Linked DNA regions of Mus musculus: region 2 is linked to region 1. A link is a contact called in ENCODE Hi-C or POLR2A ChIA-PET data. All regions are on one chromosome and are shown on one strand. The core of a region is the stretch at or near the end of the contact, and the rest is flanking DNA. Distances in the headings are between cores, read along the strand shown.

Region 1 (7,579 bases), core at 1,346-3,845:
CTCATAAGTTCTTCATCCATCTATCCATTCATCCACCCAATGAGCATCAATAACTGAGATTACTATCAGCTTGTCTGTTCAGTATTTCATTCATTATCAACACTTGATTCAATTCAGTAAGCATCAACACTTGATTCATTAAGTATCAACACTTGAAGTTCAATACTTTTCGTTCATCTCAAACATCCATGTATCCATTTATCCATTCATCAGGCATCAATTCCTGTGAAGGTGGCACACCGCGCTGTGAGAGATATTAGCGAGCATCACCCTGCATACCCCTGTTTGCCAGGAGCACCCTACCCAACCATGACTGTCATCTCCTCTCCAGCTAGGAGGTGCCTTACCTTACCCTATCAACACAGACCCATATGTGCAGGAGTAAAAGTGCTTTATAGAGAGATCATGACAGTGCCACTGAGCAGATCAAGATGTAGCCCAAAGCATGGAGGTGGCTTGCCTTCCCTCCCCCTGGGAAACAGAAGCTACAGCTCAGAGGTAGAATGCTTACCTACTGTTGGCAAGGTCCTGAGTTCAATGCCCTACACAGAGAAGGAAAACACAACAAGAGTTCTGCGTGACCTTTGGCAAGTACGGGTCCACTGAGCTGACTACAGAGTGGAGTCAAATTCTGACATTTAAAATATCAAAATATCACCAGGAGAAAGATCACTGCTAGCTCTTATATTGGAAAATCCGAACTTGGAAAGTTAATTGCACAAATAATATGTTATTTGTGTTCCATAGAGATGAACCTTCCTGAAGTAAGATGGACTAAATAAGGGCGATTAGGGTCAAGAGAAGAAAGGAAGTCTTGTTAGACGAGTACCATTTTGAGAGTTTTGACGTCTATTTTATCTATTTAGCATCCCAACCTATCCACCATTGCTACATTCATATTAGGTTAAAATAGAGTGGAAGCCATTTGTATAGGTCAAATTGGAAAGGGAAAGTGGACAGGCTAAGAGAATGATACCTGCTACTTTTGAAGTGTAGAGAGAAGAGCTACCTAAATGGCAAATAGGTAGACTTTGATTATACTCAATCTCTAGGATTTCACCAGGCAAGCAGATCAAGGGTGGAATAGGCATATTTAAATCATAAGCCCAAAGAACTACTTGCAATGCGACAGAAAAGTGAAAAAAAACAAACAAAACAAACAAAAACAAGGAAGAAAACCCCTCAGATAGGAAAAAAACCACCTGCATCGTGTCACACTGCTGGATGCCAAGAGTGTGGGAGAATCTTAAGGCTGGGCTCTTCTCTGGCAGTCAGAAAAATCCCAGGCCAGATGGCATTTTAAAATCTAAACTCGTGTGTCTGTGCCTCTCTCCCACTAACCTACATTATTTTTAAAGCAGTTACAGCCATTTCTACAAGATACGATAATGTGTTGGCCCCTTGAAGAAAACAAAAAGCAGTCTTAATTGCAGAGAGAGAGGGGAGAGAGAGATTAAAATGACAGAACTTATTAAAAAAACAAAAACAAAAACCAAAAAACCTCCCATTGCTAATGAAACGGAGCACCCCGCAGCAAGCACAGCTTTTCAAACCCGGCCCATTCACAAACACATTTAAACACAGCTCACTAACAAAACGCTGAACACATTCGCTTGCCAGTTCTTCAAGACTCACTCGCCACCACTGAAAAGTAACTTGAATTCCTTGGGTCTCTGGGCATAGTCTCTGCCTGGTGTCACCTGGTCCGCCCTGCCAGGAGCTCCCCCAAAGGAATCCCTGCAGGACTTGGGGACCCCCCCCCCCCAAGCCTCCACCTGCCCTCCGGGAGGACCCTTCTCTGTCCTCACTGGCAAGGAAACAAGAGTAGCATTGTCCTCAGCGCTGTGTAATTTGCAAGATAGAACCTCTGGCGCTCTGGGTCTCCAGCCCAGCCACCTGCCCAAGTCCTCGTCACTACACTCCAACTGAGATCGACTCAAAGGCTCCCCGACTGCGAGGAGGTGTGAACAATGAAGTTATCTGGCTCGGATTTCCCACACCCAGCCACGCCGCCCGGAGTCCGGCGGTGGGAAGTTGGGAACTGAGCCCGCGGGGTCAGTTCCACGAGCGTCCCCCCTCGGCCGCGCCCCTCGCGTCGTCTGCCCGGGGGCTGGCCCGTTACCTCCTTCCTGCGGCTGGGCGCCCCGGGGCGGGTGATGAGGGCCGTCTCCTCGCACACGACGGCCACGTCCTCCACGAACACGCAGTCGGGCAGGCTCTCGTCGGCGGGCAGCTGCACCACCTGCAGCCCCAGCTTGCTGCCCAGCACGCCCACGTAGAGCTCGTGCTGGCGCTCGGCGCGAGCGAAATCCACCTCCTCGCCCTGCGAGCGCCTCAGCGCGTGGCGGCACAGGGACTCGGGCGGAGCCCGCACCACGGCGTGGGTGGCCCGGCCGAAGGCGGAGGGGTGGCCGAGGCCGGCCATGGTTCGCGCGGAGAGGAGGCGACGGTGGCTGGGTTTGAGTCGGTGGCTCGGTCCTCCCGAGAGCAGCGCGCGCCCAGCCTGCGAGCCTGCGAGCCTGCGAGCGCCCGGCGGCTCCTCTTGGCAGCCGATGAATGTGCTGCTGCGGGAGCCCGGCTCGCGCCCGGAGCCCTGCCCGCGCCACTGAGCATGCCCAGAGCTCCGGGCGCCGGCCCAGCGCCCGCGGGCCTATTCCTATGCTCTCCGCATCTGCCGCAGACCGGCCTGGGTCAATCGGGATGCGGAGGCCAGGGACTTAATCAGCAATGACTCCCTCCGTGGTGTGTGTATCCCACCGCAGGTGCACGCCTCACATGGTCCCCATGAGGACCTGGAAATTAGGCAGTGCTGAACTGGACCTGCTGGAGAAGACTTCACGGTCAGGGGACCAGGTGAAGGGCGATTGTTTATGGATAAACTTTCCCTTTCTCTTCTTCTCTTTTTATCCAGCACGTGGAACCTCGGTTCTCAGCGTGGCAGCCTGTCTTCACCCAAATTACCTCGACTTTCTCCAAATTGACCAACTGCCCCACGTGAAACTCAGTATAGTATAAAGAATGCATTTCTTCCCACCCAGGAGAAAGTAACCCAAAAGACAGACACACAGTTACAATAAGTATCTAGGAACAGTGATACTTCAAGCCCACAAGGCAATTTAAAGTGGGAAGAATGCCTCTTCTTGTTTTCTCCGTTTTTCTTTAACTGCACTAGGCTTGTCATTCAATAAAGGAGTGTTTATCTAGAAACCAGCACACATACCTACCCTATCTCATCCCCATTCGAGGCTGAAGGCACAGAGATAGGGTGAGGGATGGTACTGTGGGCTTTAACAATGTCCTATTCCAGGCTTCCCAAGATACACTTCAAAGTCACTGTTTTAATAAACCTGTGGTCACAACAGACCTTGGGCGACATTTCACCCCTGATGAGCTTACAGCATCCATTCCGAGAAGGATCAACCACCTCATCCAGTCCCCACAACTACCTTAAACAACGAAGACTGCAAGAACCCAGCTGTATCTCACCAGGGCAGTGGGATTGGCAAAACCCTCGCCCCCCCACCCCCCACTTCCTCTCGCTAACATTCTCATCAGGACTCCAAAGATGGACTTGGGAGTCTCCGAACCCCGTAATGAAGCCACGTGGATGAAGTCTTTATCTGCTCTTCACCAACACGCTTCTTTTGAGGACTGGTGCTAGAGCTTAGTCCCCGGGGACGCCCAGAGCTTTTGCCCTAAAGCTCAGGTAACAAAGATTGACCCTAGAATACTTTTCTCAGTGCAATCAGTTCTGAAGAAAATGTGATTCCAATGTGTTTATTTCCAGAGCCTGCTAGAAGCAAGGAGCTAGCATTTTGTTCCCACAATAGAACTCTGCCCCCCCCACCCCCCACCCCCGCGGTCACAATTCAGTTCCTTGACCTTCGGAAGGAGATTCCAGCTTCCTTACAGCCTCGCCCTTCCTGTGGGAACACACCTTTCGGAATTCCTGTCACTTCTCGACCTTCCCTCTTTGCCGCTCAAGAATCCGTCCTTTCTTTGATGGTGATACAAAGCCTGTTCTTTTTCCTCTTTCACATATCAAAGTTTAAATAATCCAGGGGGTGTGCTCTTCTCAAGGAGACCACCTCCAAAATTCTGAAATAGTCTAAGGCGATAGTCTCCTCCCCCACGGGGTGCAGCACACTACTAACGTACAGGTCATTTCCATAATCAAGTATTATAATTGAACGAGGTGTGGTGGCTTGCACCTAAAACTCAAGTCCGATTGAGGCAGAGGGAGGCTTGAGGCTAGCATGGTCTACACAATGAGTTCTAGTTCAGTAGAGGATACATAAGAAGCTCTTGTCTTGGGTAAGCCACATATATTTATAAGCATACGTATGTATTTATACAGACACATATGATTTGACTGTGACCTTAGAAACCCTCTCATTTGATTATTTTGTCTAGTGTTTTGAAACCCAGCTGTGGCATCCAGTATCCGCGTCAACCTTTTGCTTGTATATTTTAAGCCCTGTTTAACAAGACCAGAAATATTCCATGTCTGAGGATCTATCCTGCTTAAGAAGTTCTTCGGTTTGAACTTCAATCCCCTTGGTCTCAGTTCTGCCTCCTGATGAAAGGGGCAGCGTTCTTTCACAAGCCGCTATTCACATATTTGAAGGCAGTGCTGTTATCTCTGCAGTCTGTCCTGACCCCTGCACTCTTGAAGCCTGATCTAGCAGGAAGCAGCTTCTGATTTGGTTTCACAGTCCTTTTAACATTCTCATGTTCTTCCTTTTGATGAAAACCAACTTGGCCATATCCCTTCTAAGACACCCAGACAAAAGATGATTGTCCCTACGCCTGACTGACGGACACGATGGCAGTTTAATCCAGATGGGAATATGCTCTTCTCAAGGGGACCATCTTCAAAATCCAGGCTGTACTTCTCCCTCGTGTTCTGTAACATACGACTAATTTAAAGATCATTTTGATCATTGAATAATATTTTTGAACCAGGTATGGTGGCTTGCACCTGCAGTCCAAGTACTAGCACCTGTGACAGGTGCACTGGTGACAGGTACATCCCATGACAGGTGCACCCCATGACAGGTGCATCTCTGATAGGTGCTAGGCTCTGTCAATCATGCATTCATTTCCCCAGTGCTCTGGTGCCAAGGCCCATGCTCCAGCCATCTTACAAGAGCTCTGATACTAGCTTTTAGAATTTCCAGGAACAAGTTCATCTATGCCATCCTATAGGGGTTGTCCCAGAAGAGCCCACAGTGGATAGGGGATTCCTTCTCTCCCTTAGCCCAAGGATGGTGTGGTAGTTTGCATAAGCTTGGCCCAGGGACTGGTACTATTTGGGTGTGTGGCCTGGTTGGAGGAAGTGTGTCACTGTGGGCATGAGCTTTAGCTACCTGGAAGTCAGTCTTCTCTTAGCAGCCTTCAGATGAAGAGTTAGAACTCTCAGCTCCTCCTGCACCATGCCTGCCTGGATGCTGCCATGTTCCCACCTTGATGATAATGGATTGAACCTCTGAACCTGTAAGCCATCCCCAATTAAATGTTGTCTCTATAAGAGTTGTCTTGGTCACAGTGTCTGTTCACAGCAGTAAAACCCTAACTAAGACAGATGACTTGAGTTTATGTTGATATAGCATCTTCCAGATTCTAAAATAAGGGCTTCAACGAAGGACAACTTGCTTCATTAGAAGCAAGCCCTCTAAGACCATCTAGGTTCTTCTCCTTAATCAGAACACTCCAGGGGTGAGCCTGCCTACTAGCACCAGATTAATATAAAAAACCATATGTAAAAAACCACACAATAGTTTTTAGACGGAAGAGTCCTAGCAGTGTTCCAAAGGTGAAAGCTCACCCATGTGTCTAGCTAACTCAGGTTAAAATGGAAGGCTTTGTTTCTCTTTGGTTCTTTGCTTCTGTGAACTTTATTCAACACTAAGGTTGTGTCTACCTTCAACGGAACATCACCTAGACACTACTCATGTCTGTGCCTCTCTGGAGCCTCAGCATTTTTCTATCACCCAATGCTCTCCACCAAATTTTGGACCGGGCCTTGTGTGTCACTCACGGCTTGCATTAACCTAGAGTATGATCAGAGCTGGTAAATCTTCCCCATAAATAGGTGTTGTCTGTGTTTTTTTTCCAAACTGGAATTGCAGAGCTTGCTTTTTTTTTTTTTTGCGCGAATCTAATTTTGTCATTTATCCTTATTTAATGTCATCTGCTTCATTCCAACATGTCTAAGTTTGATTCTGTCATCTCGTACATTATTTATTACTTCTAGCCTCTGCCATCTGAAATTTGATAAGAGTGCCTTCTGTCTGCTCTAAGCAGTTGTCAAGAAACATTAGAATGTCTACTGCTGAAAGCAGTAAAAAAACCACCCAAAGCCAGTGAATTCGAGTTTGCATGCTGTCATGCTTCAGCAGTGAAAGGTTGTTCTTGGGGAAATGGACCTTATTGAAGCTAACACATCTATAAGTTCATTTTCCTCATGCATATTTATCAGAAACTCTCGAGGCACAGCACCACACCACACACTTCAGAGCAATGCAAATAGCACAAGATGATCTTTGACCTTGAAGTGCTCAAATCTTACCAGAAAAAAAAACAACCCAAGATATGTAGAGCTCGAGCTATGATAAACACACAAGAAGGATCTATGATAAAGCACTGTAGGCATCGAAGGGAAGAGCTATCACTATGGCTGCCAGGAGTGGAAGAAAGCTGCTCCAAGGCCGGTGAACTTGGCTTAGGCCTTGAATAATCTCTTAGGATGTGAGTTATTGAAAGAGGGAAGGAGAATTCTAAGGAATGAACAGGCAAGGTGCTAGAGACACGGTCAAGGGAACAGTAGTAGGTAAATCGCCTCAGTGCCACTGAGGTAGCTCTAGCGGCTGTGACAATGACAAGCGAGTCACCCCGAGTGGCAGGGCGAGCTGACTGAAGTGTGCCTCTTGGTCTCTCAGGCTAACACTGGCATTCCTTCCTCTGCAGCTCTTTCTCCAAACAGCATCAAAGATCTGTCTTTTATTTTATTGTTCCATCACGTCAGCACACGTCCCAGGTCTCTGTGCTCACCTTCCTCAGGAGGAAGGACATAGGGTGACATGTGTGACAGGTATGTTGGGCCAGGCCTGAAAGGGAAGGATGCACAGTCTTCTGGCCACATTCCTCTGGCTAACTTTCACCCAAATTTCTTTAATTTAATTTTTTTTTTTTACTTATTCACTTTACATCTCACTTATTGCCCCCTCCCAGTCACCCCTCTGACAATCCTTCCCCCATGACCCCTCCTCTTCTTCTCTGAGTGGGTAGGGAACCCCCCTGGGTACACCCCCCACGCTGGCACATCATGAGGCTAGACACCCCCACGCTGGCACATCAACTCTCTTCCAGGCTAGATGCTTCAGGAGAGCCCCCTGAGGCCAGACAAGGCAGCCCAGTTAGACGTACATATTTCATATACAGGCAACTGTTTTTAGGATAGCCCCCATTCCACTGTTTGGGACCTGCATGAACACCAAGCTGCACATTTGCTACATAAGAGCAGGGAAGCCAAGGTCCAGCCTGTGTATGCTCTTTGGTTGGTGGTTCAGTCTCTGAG
Region 2 (6,657 bases), core at 1,354-3,853, 58 kb before region 1:
CCCTGCCTGTGTTAGATAGTACTCTACCCCGAGCCGTACTCCCAGCCTGGTCCCAGAGTTGTTAAAACACCAGTAAGCTGTGCCTTGATCATCAACCTTTGAAATACAAAGTAAGTAGAGTAATATACATGTTATTTACATCAAATTACAGAGAGAGTAAATGTCATAAACTGTGAGGATACAGAAATAATATACATATCTGGACAAAATGTATTTTTAAAATTATTTTTTTGAGTTAGCAAGATGGCTCAGTGGGGAAAGGGGGCTTGCTGTCAAAGTTGTTCACCATTCACCCGAGTCCTGGGGATTCCCGTGATGGAAAGAGAAAATCAACTTCTGAAAGCTGACCTTTGACCTCCATAAGTCCCATGGAACACAGTCACAAAATAAATACATGAAGTGTAATAAGATTTTTTTTAAAACCTGATTTTAGCTATGTCCACTGCTTCTCCTGAGAAGTGACCTGGAAGTCGGGGTGACAGTTACCTGTTTCCTCTTCCCTAGAGGAGCCTCAGCCACAGCCTAGATCTGCTATCTGGCATTACTGGGACCCGGGATAAAGATAAGGTTACATTTTACAGAAGAACTTCATCGGAAGAAGCCACAGATGTCTCCTCTTGAAGTACTTGGAAACATCCCACCACAATGACCTTTCTAAGATAAGCTGCTGCTCTCTGAGATACGAGAAAGCAAGGTGTCACCTTTGTTGTCTCTATGATGCTATCTGTGACTTTTAATGTAGAGTGTCTGGACCTAATACAGAGTCTCACTGGCCCAGACATCATGAAAGGGATACAACTCCCTGGATGCTATGCAGCCAAATGGTTGGGTTTGTGTGTTTTGGAATTGAATGACTTGGTTCAAATCCTATACTCTGATTGCCTAGCCGACCATGCAACCTACTTATACTCAAAGCCTCAGTTTCTTCAATGTAGGATTCACATTAAAAACTGAGATGGTAAACACATTGTATGTAAGGTGCTCGGAGGCTGGGGATGTAGCTCAGTGACAGAGCATGATTCCTGCCCAGCCAATGTTCATCAGATGTTCATTACTTACTATTGCGTCTTTAACTAGGAGTCTCAGACAATCCACACAAAACTTCAGAACATCAAATGTGCATTGCCTTCATCTGCTGGCTTACACACTCACTCAGTAGACAGATGTGGGCTGATGGCTGGTGCTGTGTGGGGCTCTGTGTTGGACGCTGCATGAAATCCTCTTCTTGGAACCACCTTTACTGAGACTGTGGCTCAGTGCTCAGACCAATGGCTCCATCTCATTGGCTTCCTTACTGTTTAGTGTGTGCAGGTTTGTCCCTGTGTGTACCAAAGAGAAGATGTATGCTTGTGTGAAGTGAATAGTTGAGGCAAGGCTGAGTGTGTGACACAACCCCACTCAGATGAATTCCCTGAGCTCATACTCTGAAGGAATCAGCCACGCTCCCACAACAGGAATGGAAGTGGGAGGGAATTTCAGGCACTGGGATGGCAATTAGTAAAATATCCCAAACTGCCTTACAATGATGGCATATAATTCAGCAACAGTGAAAAGAACGTGTAGTCAAACTTGACACCTCTAGAAGACCTCTTTTTTTAAAAAATGATCTGATTTATTTTTATTTCATATGCATTAGTGTTTTGCCTGCACATATGTCTGTGTGAGGGTATTGGATACCCTAGAACTGGAGTTATAGACAGCTTCGAAGTACCATGTGGATGCTGGGAATTGAACTAGGTTTCCCCCCAGAAGATCTCTTATGAACATCTTTATTACTTATAGAAGAAGAAACTCAAGTTGATTTTCTATGAATTCTACAGAAAGAAAAGACCATGTCCTCCTGACATATTCTTACCTCATGCCCACAACTGTCCCAAGATGGAGAAACGCCAAGGTCTACTTCCCTAGCACAGCCTCATCTTCAAGCACAGCAAGCTAACTTAACGGCCCAGTGACGCCTTCCTCTGTTGAGCTGCCACAAGGCTTCCCACACAGGGCTCTGGGAACAGTCAGGCAGAGGATGCTCTGATGAGCAGGGACAACAACAGAGTCTGTCTCCTATTTGTGAAGGGAAGCTGCCTGCCAAGCCATCCAGCATGAGTGTGGCTGACCCACGAGGTTGAACATTTCTCTGCACAAAGGACCAGAGAGATGGGGCCCCTGCCTCCCGTTATTATGTGTACTCGGGGTTTTTTGTTTTGTTTTTGTTTTTGGAGGGAGAGGAAAGGAAGACATAAAAGAGTAGAAGATTTGACATATCCTGGCTCTACTGCTTCTCAACTTGCTTCTAATCGATCCTGAGCCGCTTTTGGATTCAAGAGATGTGTTATTTTCTGCTACAGGGAGCACAAAGTCCAGTAGTCTTGTTACAATATGCATTTTTTTTAAATTGGCCTTTGCCTCCAGTTGCTGGCACAGAGCTCCTAAGGACCCTGGGATTTCCTGAGTGATAAGTATGTCTGTTGTTATTCATAACAAGCCTCCTTCCATAGCACTTGAATTTATAACAGGCAGAATGGAGGGGGTGGGGCTAGACAGCTTCCAAATGCAGTTGGTCAGAAGACCAGAGGATTGTAGGCTTGGAATGTGGAGACTCACCCAGTGATCTCCAGGAAAAGGGTGGTGGTAGCTAGAGATTGTGTTCTGTAACAAACATTCAGTGATAAGATTTGGTGAGTTTCAGGGTTAGTGAACAGACGGAGGTACTGGGAGGACAGTGTGTCAGGAAAAACATGGACTTCTGGCTCACTCATATACTGTTCTACACGTCAGTTTTCCCCTAGCTATTCCTATGTTCTATCCTTGCTCATGAATTGATAAGTTTAAGCATAAATCCTGTGATTTAGTCTAACAAATTATCAAATGCCAAGTAGGTGGTCACGGAAACCATGTAAGAAGTGATCAACAAGTGGAGTGGGGGCAGACCCGAGGGACCGCACCCTTCTTCTATGGAATCTGAAGTTCCCTCTAGGCAGTGTCTTGATGTAAACATGAGGATGGAAACTATCAGTATGGAGAGTATCCAGGACTGCCACTGGAGCCTCAGGGCAAAGTCTTGGCTTAGGGAGTCTCAGAGACCGGACTGGTCAAGTAAAGAGATGAGTAATGGCAAAAAATAGGGAAAGGAGATGGGACAATATGCCACACGCTATGGCACATGATATGGCAGACGATATTGCACACAGTTTGGCATATGATGATATGGCACACAGTATGACCCCCACACTATGGCACATGATATGGCAGACGATATGGCACATACTATGGCACATGATATGGCACACAATGATATGGTACATGATATGGCACACAGTATGGCACATGATGATATGGCACACAGTATGGCACACTGGGGCCAGGAAGTGCATAGTGGGGCTTAGTGACTCAAGTGCATCTTCAAGGAACTGCTATGGGATTTGGGCTGGAATACATTTAGAACTGGGGCAGGGGCAAGAACTGTGCATAACCAGACAGTCTTCCTATCCTGGTTCTTCAGGGAGTGGCCCTGCTCCAGGATGTAGCCTTACCACTATGACAATTACCCTCACTTTGAGGAGTGGTCCGTCTGCTACCTGAGGCTTGCAGAGGTCAGGCAGGTAGGGTTGGTTCCTTGTCAGAAAGGTCTGACCCGCCGTTCCTAGAATCCAAGGTGACTGCAGGTTTAGGACAGTAACTGGAGAACTTCAGGTGACATTTAGGGGACTGGAACAGGACACTGTTAATACTGCTGATGAGTTAAAGAAAGAGATACAGAGCAAAGGCAGAGATGTCCAGCTTCTGTCCTCTTTTTACTTACTTTTCTGGTTTAGGGGAAGCATCAGTGCTTTGTAGCTAAGGCAGTTTTGAAGTGCAGATTACAGTATTCACTACGAATATAGAACTTCTAACTAGAAATGGACCCAGAAGACAAACTTACAAGTTGACAAGGAGGAGGGGTCTTCATTTAAAATATCCTAAATCACTGCTGGGTGTGGTGTCGCATGCTTTTAATTCAGCCCTACTGTGGAAGTAGAGACAGGTGAGTTTCTGTGAGTTCAAAGCCAAACTGATCTACATAGTTCTAGGGCATGGACTCAGTCTCAATAAAATAAATAATTCTAAAACCAAAGTTGTTCTATTTGTTAGTTTCATAGATGAAATTATGCTGTTTTAGTACCTGGGCATACCATTCAGAGTTAGGTCACCTTGGCCTAACTCTGGCGGCTGAGTCGCCGAGGTCAATTCCACTGAGACTGTCACTGTGTCAATCTGTTAAATGGAACAGTTGGACATGGTGGCCTCCCTTCATCTTTGTGTATGTGCTGGAATGGAGTCAAAGGATTTCCCCCAATCCTGGACACTGAAAAAACTTGGGCCTTATATTGCTGTATCTCAGCCACTTCACAATAAAGCCTTAGGTTTACTAGAACTGTTTATCAAAATAAAATAAAATAAAATAAAATAAAATAAAATAAAATAAAATAAAATAAAATAAAATAAAACAATCCAAGAAGACTGCTGGGAAAACGTAGTCTACTCTTCCCTAAATTACAAAATGTGCACCTGAATTCAGAGGGCTCACAAGCAGTAACCTTGAATTCAGAGAGTCACTCCAAGCGTGAAAACATACTAGGTGCTGCTGCTTACACCAGCATACGCTGTCCTCGTGGGTCTGCAGGAAGAGAAGCCACACAACTTCGTGTGGAGATCTCTCTTCTCCTCAGTAATGTTCCTGGAGGGTTGGAACAATACCTGACCCTTGATGAGATGGCCTAAGGTTAGGGACCCCCTATAAAACACCTTCCCAGAGAAAGAACCACAGCAAACAGAGACCAGAGGAAAGACATAGAGGATGTGGGGGGCAGGGACGTGGGTTTGTACTGGGAAGAACATGGTGGGTACCAAAGCAGGACAACGGACTTCAAGTCTGTCCGGTGAGGCTTTTACTGAGACAGGCATGAAAACTGGGCTGGGGATATAGGTGGAAGGCTCACCTAGCATGAACGAAGCCCAGGGTTCAAGCCCTAGTACCATGTAAAATGGATATGGTGTATATATCTGAAGTCCCAGCACTCTGGAGGTAGAAGTAAGAGAATCAGAAGATCAAGGACACTTTCAGCTACATAGCAGGTTTGAGGCCAGCCTGATTATGTGAGACTCTGCATCAAACACAATATCACCAACCAAAGAATATCCACGGAGGGAGCCAGGACTTCAGATACATAGGTAGCAGAGGACGGCCTTGTCTGACATCAGTGGAAGGGGAGGGAGGCTTGATGCTCCGGCGTAGGGGGATGCTAGAGGGGTGAGGTGGGAGTGGGTGAGTGGGTGGGGGAGCACCCTCATAGAAGCAAAGGGGAGGGGGAGAGAGAAGATGGGATGGGGGGTAAATGGGAAGGGGATATTATTTGAAATGTAAACAAATAAGATGATAAAACAAAACAAAATAAAACAAAACACCCCACTGCATTTGACTCCAGAAGCAAGAGCCTTAGGCGCTAACACTATACTCCCCTTCCTAGAGCCGACTCGGGAAGAGATAACCTCATTGTGTCAGCGTGCGTTTACTTTGCTGTCAATTAAGGATGTTCTGTGGGGCTCAAAAACTCACAACAGGTATGCCAGATAAGAGAGATAACTAAACCAGGAATTTATCACCCCACCCCGTGCTTAGCTTTTAGCTTCTGATAGCTTTGGGCCAGGAAGGAGCACTCTGTCCTGTCAGTTTATCCTTCAGCTTTGAGGCCAGTTCTAAGCCCCCGTCACTGGCTCATATTTAACATCATACTTACAGGCTCCCAGCTGCTCCTCTAGTTTATTTTGATCTACACAGTGACAGATAGTTCAAGGACTGCATTATGAGAAGTTAAGGCTTTGAAAATATTTAGCTCCTTCCTCAAGAAATTTGCAATCCCCAGCTCTCTGCTTACCCCAGTAGTAACTGATCTGCTTTTATATTTGGGTCTGCACAGGCCCACCAAGACCAGTTCTTTATACCACTGGAAAGGCTGAGTAGAATCTGTGATGCTTCGACAATAGTGTTTAGGATCTGCATGCCATTAGCCGTGTTCCTGGCTCTATCTGATGATAATTATTATTTTATCTCTTTGTCCATCTTTTTGATTGATTGACCCTTACATATCCTTCTAAGCTGCCTTATATCCTTTCTGCATGATGATCACGCATAAATGCACAACATAAAAATGTAACCAGAGACTTGATTTACACCCACATCCGTGATGTGATTTTCAAAGATGAAATAGGTAGACTCTGGGGGTATTTAAACTTTATCTACACAACGAAGCACACTGGGCTAAAAACGCTAACACTTCTAAGTGCAGTTAATGAACACTGTTCCTCATTAGATTTTGGTGCTCCTAGAGACAGCATTTAAGACCGTATGAGGATATACCGTGTTGATATAATCCAACACGAAATTATGTGAGAAGCATTTCCTCCCTCTAGGACCCTAGAGCACCCTAAAGAAGAAAGCCTACAGCAGACTGAGAAACTCAGGGAAAGTTCTACCTTTCATTATTGACATTTTTCCCCCATCTACCTAGATTTATCCATTTCCTGGAAGTATGGAAGCATGACTGAACAAATCAGAGAGAGACTAAACTGTGTATGCAGAATACCATAGCTAACAGGTACCTCAGGGAAAAGAGGTGCACAGAG

The links. Hi-C counts contacts between places; a loop is a spot of excess contacts on that map. ChIA-PET counts read pairs that join two places held with the same protein, here RNA polymerase II (POLR2A).
Region 2: a map of heart shows a loop between it and region 1 (1.9-fold over the local background). The contact joins the enhancer-like site here to the promoter of Ddah1 in region 1. A Hi-C loop is called at or near these places in 1 of 37 maps with a recorded cell type or tissue (heart). POLR2A ChIA-PET finds 5 or more read pairs at or near these places in 2 of 5 experiments (Patski and embryonic stem cell).

The regions. Positions count from the first base shown.
Region 1 is chr3:145,753,708-145,761,286 of GRCm38, reverse strand. Ddah1 (dimethylarginine dimethylaminohydrolase 1) reads right to left here and starts at 2,595. Exons shown (of 6, transcript NM_026993.3): 1 at 2,123-2,595. The coding sequence starts at 2,425.
Region 2 is chr3:145,812,862-145,819,518 of GRCm38, reverse strand. The region is part of intron 1 of Ddah1 (dimethylarginine dimethylaminohydrolase 1); the gene reads right to left. Among named protein-coding and RNA genes, the nearest start is that of Ddah1, 57 kb to the right of the region's middle. Within about 2 kb of position 2,603, at least 1 of the 3 ENCODE cell types and tissues checked has a DNase peak (open chromatin) inside an H3K27ac peak, as active enhancers do; it is heart, where a contact is called at or near this core.